Regions from separate parts of the Homo sapiens genome. Here region 1 is linked to region 2. The links are chromatin loops, found by intact Hi-C in ENCODE. Cell type or tissue: breast epithelium. All regions are shown on one strand. Links, peaks and the distances in the headings refer to the core of each region. The heading gives the core; the rest is flanking DNA.

Region 1 (5,379 bases), core at 191-5,190, 69 kb after region 2:
CCCTGGAGTCTAAAATTATCAGAACCATTAATTTATTTGTGTCTTCTATTATGATCTCTTGTTTTGACAATAAGAACCCTTATTACTTTCTCAAAAAAAAAAAAAAAATCAACAAAAATCCCAAAGAAAGACAAAGACAGGCTGGGTTTTCAAGAAAGTTCAACAAAAATCCCAAGGACAGACAAAGAGAGGCTGTGGTTTCAGGCTAGTAATGTTGGATTTCTAAACCAGGAAAGTAAGAACAATTATTATTATTATTATTATTATTTTGAGATGGAGTTTTGCTCTTGTTGCCCAGGCTGGAGTGTAATGGTGTGATCTCAGCTCACTGCAACCTCTGTCTCCCACGTTCAAGCGATTCTCCTATCTCAGCTTCCCAAGTAGCTGGGATTACAGGCTAAGTTTTTGTATTTTTAGTAGAGACGGGGGTTTCACCAGGTTGGTCAGGCTGGTCTCAAACTCCTGACCTCAGGTGATCCATCCACCTCAGCCTCCCAAAGTGCTGGGATTACTGGCATGAGCCACTGTGCCCAGCCAGAATAATTATTATTATTTCACTGTGTATATATATAATATACACTCTTGTCTGTAAAATATATTTTACGACAATTTTTATTGAGGTATAATTGACAAAAATTGTATATATTCAAGGTATAGGTGATGTTTTGCTATACATATACATTGTGAAATGATTACTTTAGTCAAGCTAATTAACATATTCATCACCTCACAGAGGTACATGTGTATGTATATATGTGTGTGGTGAGAATACTTAAGATCTCATCCATTAGCAAATTTCAAGTATACAATACAGTATTATTTACTATAGTCACTATGCTGTACATTAGATCTCTAGAGCTTATTCATCTAATTACTGAAAGTTTGTAACCTTTGGCCAACATCACCCCTTTTCCCCTACCCCATCCCCCGGTAACCACCCTTCTACTTTCTCCTTCTATGAATTTGACTTTTTAAGATTCCACATGTAAGTGAGATTATGCAATATCTGTACTTCTTGTCCTCCAGGTTCATCCATGTTGTAGAAAATGGCAGAATTTCCTTCTTTTTTAAGGCTGAATAACATCCCATTATATATGCATATTTTATATATATTTTACATTTATATATTATATATTAACAAGCCACAAAAGAAAGGTATATATCCAAAGGAATTATACATTATATATAATAAATAAAATATAGCCAAGAGTGGTGGCTCATGCCTGTAATCCCAGCTACTCGGGAGGCTGAGGCAGGAGAATGGCTTGAACCTGGGAGGCAGAGGTTGCAGTAAGTGGAGATCACTCCATTGCACTCCAGGCTGGGAGATAGAGTGAGACTCCATCTCAAAAAAAATTAATTAATTAAAAATATATATATATACACTATATAATATATACACATGTTCTTTATCCATTCATCTGTGGATGAACACTTCAGTCGTTTCCATATCTTGGCTACTGTGAATAATGTTGCAGTGAACACAGGAGTGGGGATATCTCTTTGAGATACTGATTTCATTTCCTTTGGATATATATCCAGAAGTAAGATTGCTGGATCATATGGTAGTTCTATTTTTATTTTTTTGAGAAACCTCCCTACTATTTTCCACAGTGGCTGTACCAATTTACATTCCCACCAACAATTTCTGAGGGTTCCCTTTTCTCCACATCCTTGCCAACACTTGTTATTTTTTGCCTTTTTGATAATAGTCACCCTAACAGTTGTGAGGTGATATCTCATGGTGGTTTTGATTTGCATTACACTGCTGATTAGTGATATTGACTACATTTTCATGTACCTGTCAAGCCAGTTTGTATGTCTTCTTTGGAAAAATGTCTATTCATGTCCTTTGCCCATTTTTAAATTGGGTTATTTGGGGTTTTTTTTGTTATTGAGTTGCATGACTTCCTTATTTATTTGGGGTATACTCTTACTGAATATATGATTTGCAAACATTTTCTCCTATTCCATGGGTTGCTTTCTCCTTTTGTTGATTGTCACAATAATTTTTTTTTTCTTTTTTTTTTGAGACAAGGTCTCACTCTGTTGCCCAGGCTGGAGTGCAATGGCATGATCTTGCCTCACTGCAACTTCCACCTCCCGGGTTCAAGAGATGCTCCTGCCTCAGGCTCCCAAGTAGCTGGGATTACAGGCACCCGCCACCACACCGGGTTAATTTTTGTATTTTTAGTAGAGACAGGGTTTCACTATTTTGGCCAGGCTGGTCTCGAACTCCTGACCTCAGGTGATCCACCCAGCTCAGCCTCCCAAAGTGCTGGGATTATAGGCGTGAGCCACTGCGCCCGGCCGTCACAATAATTTTTAAAAGAGAAAACCTAATCAGTTAGAATAGTGGGCATGTGTCATGCTTATAGGAACCTGCTGCACACCTTTATGCTTGGGCAATTTCCCACTTATGAGTTAACTTCCTCACAACAGAGTCTGCAAATTACTTTCCCAGACTCCATGCTACTGAGTGCAAGCGTGTGACCCAAGTTCTATGGCTGGGATTTTCCCATAGACTCCAGTTAAAAACAAACAACATAAACAACATGAACCAAGACGAGCTGCCAGTGTCTGCTGGGGCAAGGGTGACGGAGAGAGACCTCCGAAGCTTGGAGGGTGCTGTGGCCAGGTTCCTGGTGGTCGAGCCCTGTACTCAGCGAGAATGGTAGTTAGTTACTCAGGCATCCTGGACAGAGATGGCTGAAACAGACACCCTCGCAGGAGTGGCCTGCACTTTAATTTGAGCATCGATTCAGGACGCTTCCTTGCAAGATGGAGTCTCCATCTCCCGAGATTCCATGAGCTACCTAGCAGTGTTTAACACACTCCTTTTCTGATTCAGCTGGCTACAGTGAGTTCTGCTGCCACATCCTGGGTCATCGATTCTGCCATTGGTGTCCTAGGACAGCATTAAGACCTTCAGCTGTCTTCTGATTGAGGACAAGATCATGGTGTCTCATCGTCCCCACCCCACTGTAATTCAAAATAAAAACAATGCTAAACCACAAAATAGGTACTTGTCTTTTTTTTTTTTTTAGATGGAGTCTCACTCTTGTCACCCAGCCTGGAGTGCAATGGTGCGATCTCAGCTCACTGCAACCTCCACCTCCTGAGTTCAAGCAATTCTCCTGCTTCAGTCTCCCCTATTACAGGCGTGTGCCACCACGCCTGGCTAATTTTTGTATTTTTAGTAGAGACAGAGTTTCACCATGTTGGCCAGGCTGGTCTCGAACTCCTGACCTTAGGTGATCTGCCCGCCTCAGCCTCCCAAAGTGCTGGGATTACAGATGTGAGCCACCGCGCCCAGCCTATGCTTATCTTAAATCTCCACTTTCTAGGCTATTTTGCAAGGTTCTGGTTAGACTCGTCAAAGCAGAATCTCTCTCTTTGTCTCTCTCTCTTTCTCAGCCCCTCTCCTTTGTCCTCCTGCTTTTCTGGTGTCCTAAATTTATTCCTAATCTGCCTCTAGTCTTGCACTGTCCAAATAGGAACTGCAGTTGGTTACATGTGGCTACTGGCTATTGAGCACTTGACAGGTGGGTAGTCTGAAATGAGATGTGCTATAAGGGTAAAATACACACCAGATTCCAAGTATTTAATATGAAAAAAATAATGTAAAACATTAACTGTTTGTATATTCATTTACATGTTGAAATGATAGTGTTTTGGATATATCAGGGTAAATAAAATATATTATTAAAATCAATGTTTTAAACTTTTATTTATTTTAAATTTTTTTTTTTTTTTTTTTTTTTTTTGAGACGGAGTCTCGCTCTGTCGCCCAGGCCGGACTGCGGACTGCAGTGGCGCAATCTCTGCTCACTGCAAGCTCCGCTTCCCGGGTTCACGCCATTCTCCTGCCTCAGCCTCCCCAGTAGCTGGGACTACAGGCGCCCGCCACCGCGCCCGGCTAATTTTTTGTATTTTTAGTAGAGACGGGGTTTCACCTTGTTAGCCAGGATGGTCTCGATCTCCTGACCTCATGATCCACCCGCCTCGGCCTCCCAAAGTGCTGGGATTACAGGCGTGAGCCACCGCGCCTGGCCTATTTTAAATTTTTTTAAGAGATGGGAATCTCACTATGTTGCCCAGGTTGGAGTCCAGTGGCTATTCACAGGCACAATCACAGCTCACTGCAGCCTCGAGCTCCTAGGCTCAAGGGATCCTCTTGTTTCAGCCTCTCTAGTAGCTGGGACTACAGGGCCATGCCACCATGTGTGGCTCTTTAAAAAACTTTTTATGTGGATACTAGGAGATTTCATATTACACCTGTGGTTCACATAGTCCCTCCCTCCCTCCCTCCCTCCCTCCCTTCCTTCCTTCCTCCCTCCCTCCCCTCCTCCCTCCTTCCCTCCCTCCCTCCCTCCCTTCCTTCCTTCCTCCCTCCCTCCCCTCCTCCCTCCCTCCCTTCCTTCCTTCTTTTCTTTTCTTTTCTCTTCCCTTCCTCCCTCCCTCCCTCCCTCCCTTCCTTCCTTCCCTCCTTCTTCCTTTCTTTTGAGATGGAGTCTCATGCTGTCACCCAGGCTGGAGTGCAGTGGTGCAATCTCAGCTCACTGCAACCTCTGCTTCCTGGGTTCCAGTGATTCTCCTGCCTCAGCCTCCCAGTTAGCTGGGATTACAGGCGCCCTCCACCAAGGCTAATTTTTTGTATTTTTAGTAGAGACAGGGTTTCACCATGTCAGCCAGGCTGCTCTCAAACTCCTAACCTCGTCATCCGCCCGCCTTGGTCTCCGGAAGTGCTGAGGTTACAGGTGTGAGCCACTGCGCCTGGCTGTTCACATTGTATTTCTACTGGACAGTGGTTCTAGACTATTTAGACTGACATGAAGAGCCTGTATTGTTCTGGAAGGCTCACTTCAGGTATTCCTCCAATGTTCCTGATCAGCATTCGATTGAGTGGGGGATGAGAAGGAGATTGCATTGAAAGGCCAGTGATTTGGCTTTGAAACCTGGCTCTGCTACTGATAAGCTCTAGGGATATAGTGGCTCAGTCAGTCTGAAAGCCTCAAAAGCAGGGAAACTGACAGTGCAGCCTTCAGTCTATGGCCAAAGGCCCGAGAGCCCCTGGCAAATCACTGGTGCGTGCCCAAGAGTTCAAAGGCGGAGGAACCTGGAGTCTGATGTCCAAGGGCAGGAGGAGTGGAAGGGAGGATCCAGCACGGGAGGAAGATGAAAGCCAGAAGCCTCAGCAAGCCAGCTCATCCCACCTTCCTCCACCTGCTTTGTTTTATCCCTGCTGGCAGCCCATTAGATGGTGCCCACCCATGCTGAGGGTGAGTTCTTCCTCTCCCAGTCAGCTGACTCAATGTCAGTCTCCTCTGGCAACATCCTCACAGACACACCCAGAAACAGTACTTTACCAGCCATCTA
Region 2 (5,379 bases), core at 227-5,226:
TGCTTCGCCAGCTGTCTGGGTGTCATTAATCCAGTTACGCTGACACCTAAGATTGACCATCATAGGTGGTAATTCATTCCTTTACCCGACAAATGTCTTATTGAATATTCATGTCTGCCTTGTGCTAGTTTTTTGCAAAATGCATGGAGCTGACAGTCTAGAGAAAGGGCAAACAATTAATAAGTGAGAAAGTTAGTATGAAAATTACAGATTGACAGTGCCATGAAGAAACAGAGGATCACTGAGCCAGGAGGAGAATTGCAACTTTGGATTGTGTGGTCAGAGAGGGCTCCTCTGAGGGGCGACACATAACATGATACTTGAAGGAGGAAAGGAGGAAACGTGGCCAGCACTGCAGAGAGCCACAGGAAGAATATTCCAGCAGAAGGATCAGCATGTTCAAAGGCCCCAGGGTAGGAAAGAACAGCATGTTACAGGAGCTATAAGAACACAGGGGTGGCCAGAAGGCAGTGGGGAAAGGAAAGGAATTGCAGGCTGCAGAAGTGGGCGGGGGAGCCAGATGATGTCAAACTCAATATGCCATGGTAAGGAGTTTAGATTTTACTCTAAGATGGAAAGACAGGGATAAGCAGGGGAATAAAGCCATTCCATTGCCTTTTAAGAAGAGCGGGGCCAAGTGCAGTGGCTCTCACCGGTAATCCCAGCACTTTGGGAGGCCAAGGCAGGAGATCACTTGAGCCCAGGAGTTCGAAACCAGCCTGGGCAACATAGTGAGACCTCCACCTCTATTTTTTTTTATTTTATCTTATCTATTTTATTTTATTTATTTTGAGATGGAGTTTTGCTCTTGTCGCCTAGGCTGGAATGCAATGGCGCCACTTCGACTCACCGCAACATCTGCCTCCCAGGTTCGAGTGATTCTCCTGCCTCAGCCTCCCGAGTAGCTGGGATTACAGGTGCATGCCAACGCCACCATGCCTGGCTAATTTTTGTATTTTTAGTAGAGATGGGGTTTCACCAGGCTGGTCTCGAACTCCTGACCTCAAACGATCCACCTGCCTCGGCCTCCCAAAGTGCTGGGATTACAGGCATGAGCCACCGTACCTGGCCTAATTTAATTAAAATTATTTAAAAGACGAAGAAGAAGAAAAAGAAGAAGAAGAGGAGGAGGAGGAGGCGGCGGCGGCAGCAGCAGCAGCAGAAGCAGATCAGCATTGTTTGGAGAGCAGAATGCAGGAGGCAAGTGCTGAAGCACAGCCTGGCTGGACTATTATAGACAGAGCTATTATAATAGGAGTCAGCACACTGGCTCATCCACCAAATCCGGCTTGCTGCCTGATACAGTCTTTATACGGTCTGTGAGCATAGAGTTGTTTTTACATTTTTAAATGTTTGGAAAAAAAATCAAAAGTAGAGTCTTTTTATGGCATATATAATTTTTATAAAATTGTAAAGATTCGAATTCCAGTGTCTGTAAGTCAAGGTTTCCTGGAACACAGCATCACCCATTTGCTTTTGACTCTGGCTGCTTTCCTTCTGTAGCTGCAGGTTAAGTCGGTAACAGAGGCTGTATGGCCTGCAAAGCCTCAAGTATTTACTATCTGGACTTCTATAGAGTAAGTCTGCCGACTCTCAGTCTAGATGATAGAAGAGGTAGGCTGGCCTAGAGAAATGGCAGAGGAGGTGCTGGGAAGGAAGATTCGAGATGTATTTTGGGAGCCTTGCCTGAGGGTTTGAATGAGATGAGTGATGAAGAAGTATAAATGGAAGGTAAGTTGTAGGTTTAGGGCATGTGTGTTATTTGCTGACATGGGAAAGGCTGGAGGGAGAAAATCCAGGTCCAGCCCCATCTTTTCTCCTCACTAACACTATCAGTTAGCTTTGCTGTGCAATAAATCACCCAGCCTGGGCAACATGGTGAGACTCGCTTCTAGAAAAAACGGAAAAAAACAAAATAAAACAAACTAGCTGGTTGTGGTGGCACATGCCTGTGGTCCCAGCTACTTGGGAGGCTGAGTTGGGAGGATCGCTTGAGCCTGGGAGATAGAGGTTGCAGTGAGTCATGTTTGTGCCACAGCACTCCAGTCTGGGTGACAGAGTGAGACCTTGTCTCAAAAACAAGTAAATAAAAATCACCCCCAAATTCAGTGGTTTACGACTTATTTCTCATGATTCTGAGGTCAAGCTGAGCATTTCTGGTCTGTGCTGGCTCAAGTAGGGCTAGATGATTTAGGATGTCATCACTTAGATGTCTGAGGGTTGGCCTGGTGTCAGCTGGGGCCATGGAGATGCCTGGGCCTGGTGACTCTCATCCTCCAGAGGGCTAACCTGGGCTCTCATTCACGCAGCAGTAGCAGAAGGATTCCGGACAGCAGCAGAACAAGCCCCAGCACACAGCATTTCACAAGCCTCGGCTTGGGCCGTGCTGACTAATGTCTCGTTTGCCAAAGCAGGTCATGTGGCCAAGGCAAGACCAAAGGATAGAGAAATAAATTCCACCTCTTGCAGAGAGGAGCCAAAAACTCACATGGCAAAGGGCTGTGGAACAGGAAAGGGAACAATGGGCCCATTTTTACAACCCACCATGCTAACAGCATGACCCAGGCAAGTTATCTAAAGCTTTTGAGCCTCAGTGTCCTCGTCTGTAAATGGGTAAAATAATAACTACTTCATAGGGTATTCATAAAGACTAGAAATAGCTGGCACATAACATAGTAGTAGCTGTTTTATTGTTATCATCATAATGAAAAAGTTCAGTCCCTGCTGGGCAAACTCATATTTCCCAAACTCCAGTCACTCCTGTGCCACAAAAAAACTTTGTTTTTGCCATATCTGAGCACCACTTAAGACTATTAAACAGGTTCACTTTTTTTTTTTTTTTTTTTTTTTTAGACAGAGTCTCGCTCTGTTGCCAGGCTGGAGTGCAGTGGCACAATCTCGGCTCACTGCAACCTCTGCCTCCCGGTTTCAAGTGATTCTCCTGCCTCAGCCTCCTAAGTAGCTGGGACTACAGGCGCACACCACCATGTCCTGCTAATTTTTTTGTATTTCTAATAGAGATGGGGTTTTACCATGTTAGCCAGGATGGTCTCGATCTCATGACCTCATGATCTGCCTGCCTCAGCCTCCCAAAGTGCTGAGATTACAGGAGTGAGCCACCGTGCCCAGCCCCACTCTTTTTATTTAAAGAAATTAATTTCAGGCTGGGTGTGGTGGCTCACGCCTGTAATCCTAGCACTTCGGGAGGCCGAGGCAGGCAGATCACCTGAGGTCGGGAGTTCGAGACCAGCCTGACCAACATGGACAAACCTCATCTCTACTAAAAATACAAAATTAGCCAGGAGTGGTGGCACATGCCTGTAATCCCAGCTACTCGGGGGGCTGAGGCAGAAGAATTGCTTGAACCTGGGAGGTGGAGGTTGCTATGGGCTGAGATAGCACCATTGAACTCCAGCCTGGGCAACAAGAGTGAAACTCTGTCTCAAAAAAAAAAAAAAAAAAAAAAAAGAAATTAATTTCAAAAGGAAGCATGAAGCATGTTAACTACTACAATGGGAAGTGACTATCACCTGTCCTAAATAGAAGGCAATAAATACATTTATTTATTGTAAAATAAATACAGTAAACACAAAGCAGTGGCCGAGCATGATGGCTCACACCTGTAATCCCAGCACGCTGGGAGCCCAAGGCAAGGGAATCACTTGAGCTCAAGGCAAGGGACTCACTTGAGCTCAGGAGGTTGAGACCAGCCTGGGCAACATGGGGAAACCCTGTCTCTCCAAAAAAAAAAAAAACGGCTGGGCACGGTGGCTCATGCCTGTAATCCTAGCACTTTGGGAGCTGAGGCAGGTGGATGACCTGAGGTTAAGAGTTCGAGACCAGCGTGGCCAACATGGTGAAACCCCCGTCTCTACTAAAAATACAAAAATCAGCCAGGTGTGGTGGCACACACCTGTAATCCCAGCTACTCAGGAGGCTGAGGCAGGAGAATCGTTTGAACCCAGGAGGTGGAAGTTGCAGTGAGCCGAGATCACGCCACTGCACTCCAGCTTGGGCAATGGAGTGAGACTCCATCTCAAAAACAAACAAACAAACAAACAAACAAACAAAGCTGGATGTGGTGACTCACACCTGTAATCCCAGCACTTTGGGAGGCCGAGGTGGGTGGATCACTTGAGGTCAGGAGTTCGAGACCAGCCTGGCCAACATAGTCTCTACTAAAAATACAAAAATTAGTCGGGCATGGTGGCACATACCTGTAATCCCAGCTACTCGGGAGGCTGAGGCACAAGAATTGCTTAAACCCAGGAGGTGGAGGTTGCAGTGAGCTGAGATCGCACCACTGCATTCCAGCCTGGGCAACAGAGTGAGACTCTGTTTCAAAAACAACCACAAACCAGGGCTAGTAATTCTAACTCACTTCTGCTTTCCAAAAGCAGAATCTGAGGGCTGCTCTCTCTTTTATAAAAGGAAGATATTCGAACAAAAGGCCAGTGACAAAGGCTGTGTTATCTACAGAGATTTTCTTCCAAACAGAATCAGAAATATAGAAAATGGATACACTTTTTTGCGGTGTACTCCAATGTTATTTAGAGCAGCACAGCACAGTACATAAAATTGTCTCAAGTCGTTTAGGAAATGCTGAGGCTAGACCAGAAACAAGAGGGAGAAAATCGCCCGTTTAACAACTTTCCCCTTCATGAAGCTCGAGACACATATAGGACATGGGGCAAAGACCTGGTGTGGCTCAGGGACTTTCCACCTCCTAGCTGTGTAACCTTGAACTCACCTGTCGACATTTGGAGGCCTGGGGATTCTCAAGAAAAATGCAGTTAATGACAGCTTGCCTGCCTCACAGGGTCCCTTAAGAACCAATTGTGAGCCTACATGTCACAAGCCCTCATAGTCTGTAAAATGCTGAATAAATAGAGCAGATTGTAAGGCTATTCCCTGAGGCTAGGCATGAGGAGGTGAGCTGTGAGGAAGGGAGAACCAGCTCATTAACCAGGGGAACAAATGACAGTGTGATGGCATCCCTCCCACATCCATGGGGGCCTCTAAAATCAAGGAGCCAGCCAGTGGTAGGGCCTAGAGATGAGAGGACTGGTGGCCTCTCCAACTGCTTTCCAGTTCCAGGACCTCCAGCTTGTCACCAGGACAACCAGGCAGCCCTCACTCCCTGCACGGCAGCTCAGGTGTCACCCCAGGACATGGAATTGATCGAGAGGCCTCTGCCCCTTCCTTTGGTAGGTTTCTTTGCTGAATGCTCAAGAAGCAGCTCCCTGGTTAGGAATTCCAAGAACTTCTAACTGACAGGGAGTCCCAGCTGTCCCATCATGGAAGGCAGCCACCATATGTGTGGAGAGACTGTGAACTGTGAACTACACTTACGTAACCCTGAACTCGAGTCTTGCTCAC

What was found. A loop is a pair of places that touch in the nucleus more often than their neighbours do. Peaks named below come from ENCODE experiments on the same cell type or tissue, not always from the same donor. Only the 100,000 strongest peaks of a DNase experiment are listed, where the experiment ranks them.
Region 1: a loop joins it to region 2, with 30 times the contacts of the local background. A loop is called at or near these places in 2 of 110 quality-filtered maps.

The regions. Positions count from the first base shown.
Region 1 is chr20:18,067,990-18,073,368 of GRCh38, forward strand. No RefSeq gene overlaps it. Among named protein-coding and RNA genes, the nearest start is that of OVOL2, 13 kb to the left of the region's middle. In breast epithelium, for the core only: no CTCF peak of the experiment used is centred there; no DNase peak of the experiment used is centred there.
Region 2 is chr20:17,999,315-18,004,693 of GRCh38, forward strand. No RefSeq gene overlaps it. Among named protein-coding and RNA genes, the nearest start is that of MGME1, 33 kb to the left of the region's middle. RefSeq lists an enhancer at 611-1,112. In breast epithelium, for the core only: no CTCF peak of the experiment used is centred there; a DNase peak (open chromatin) is centred at 2,367; H3K27ac peaks cover 1,320 bases.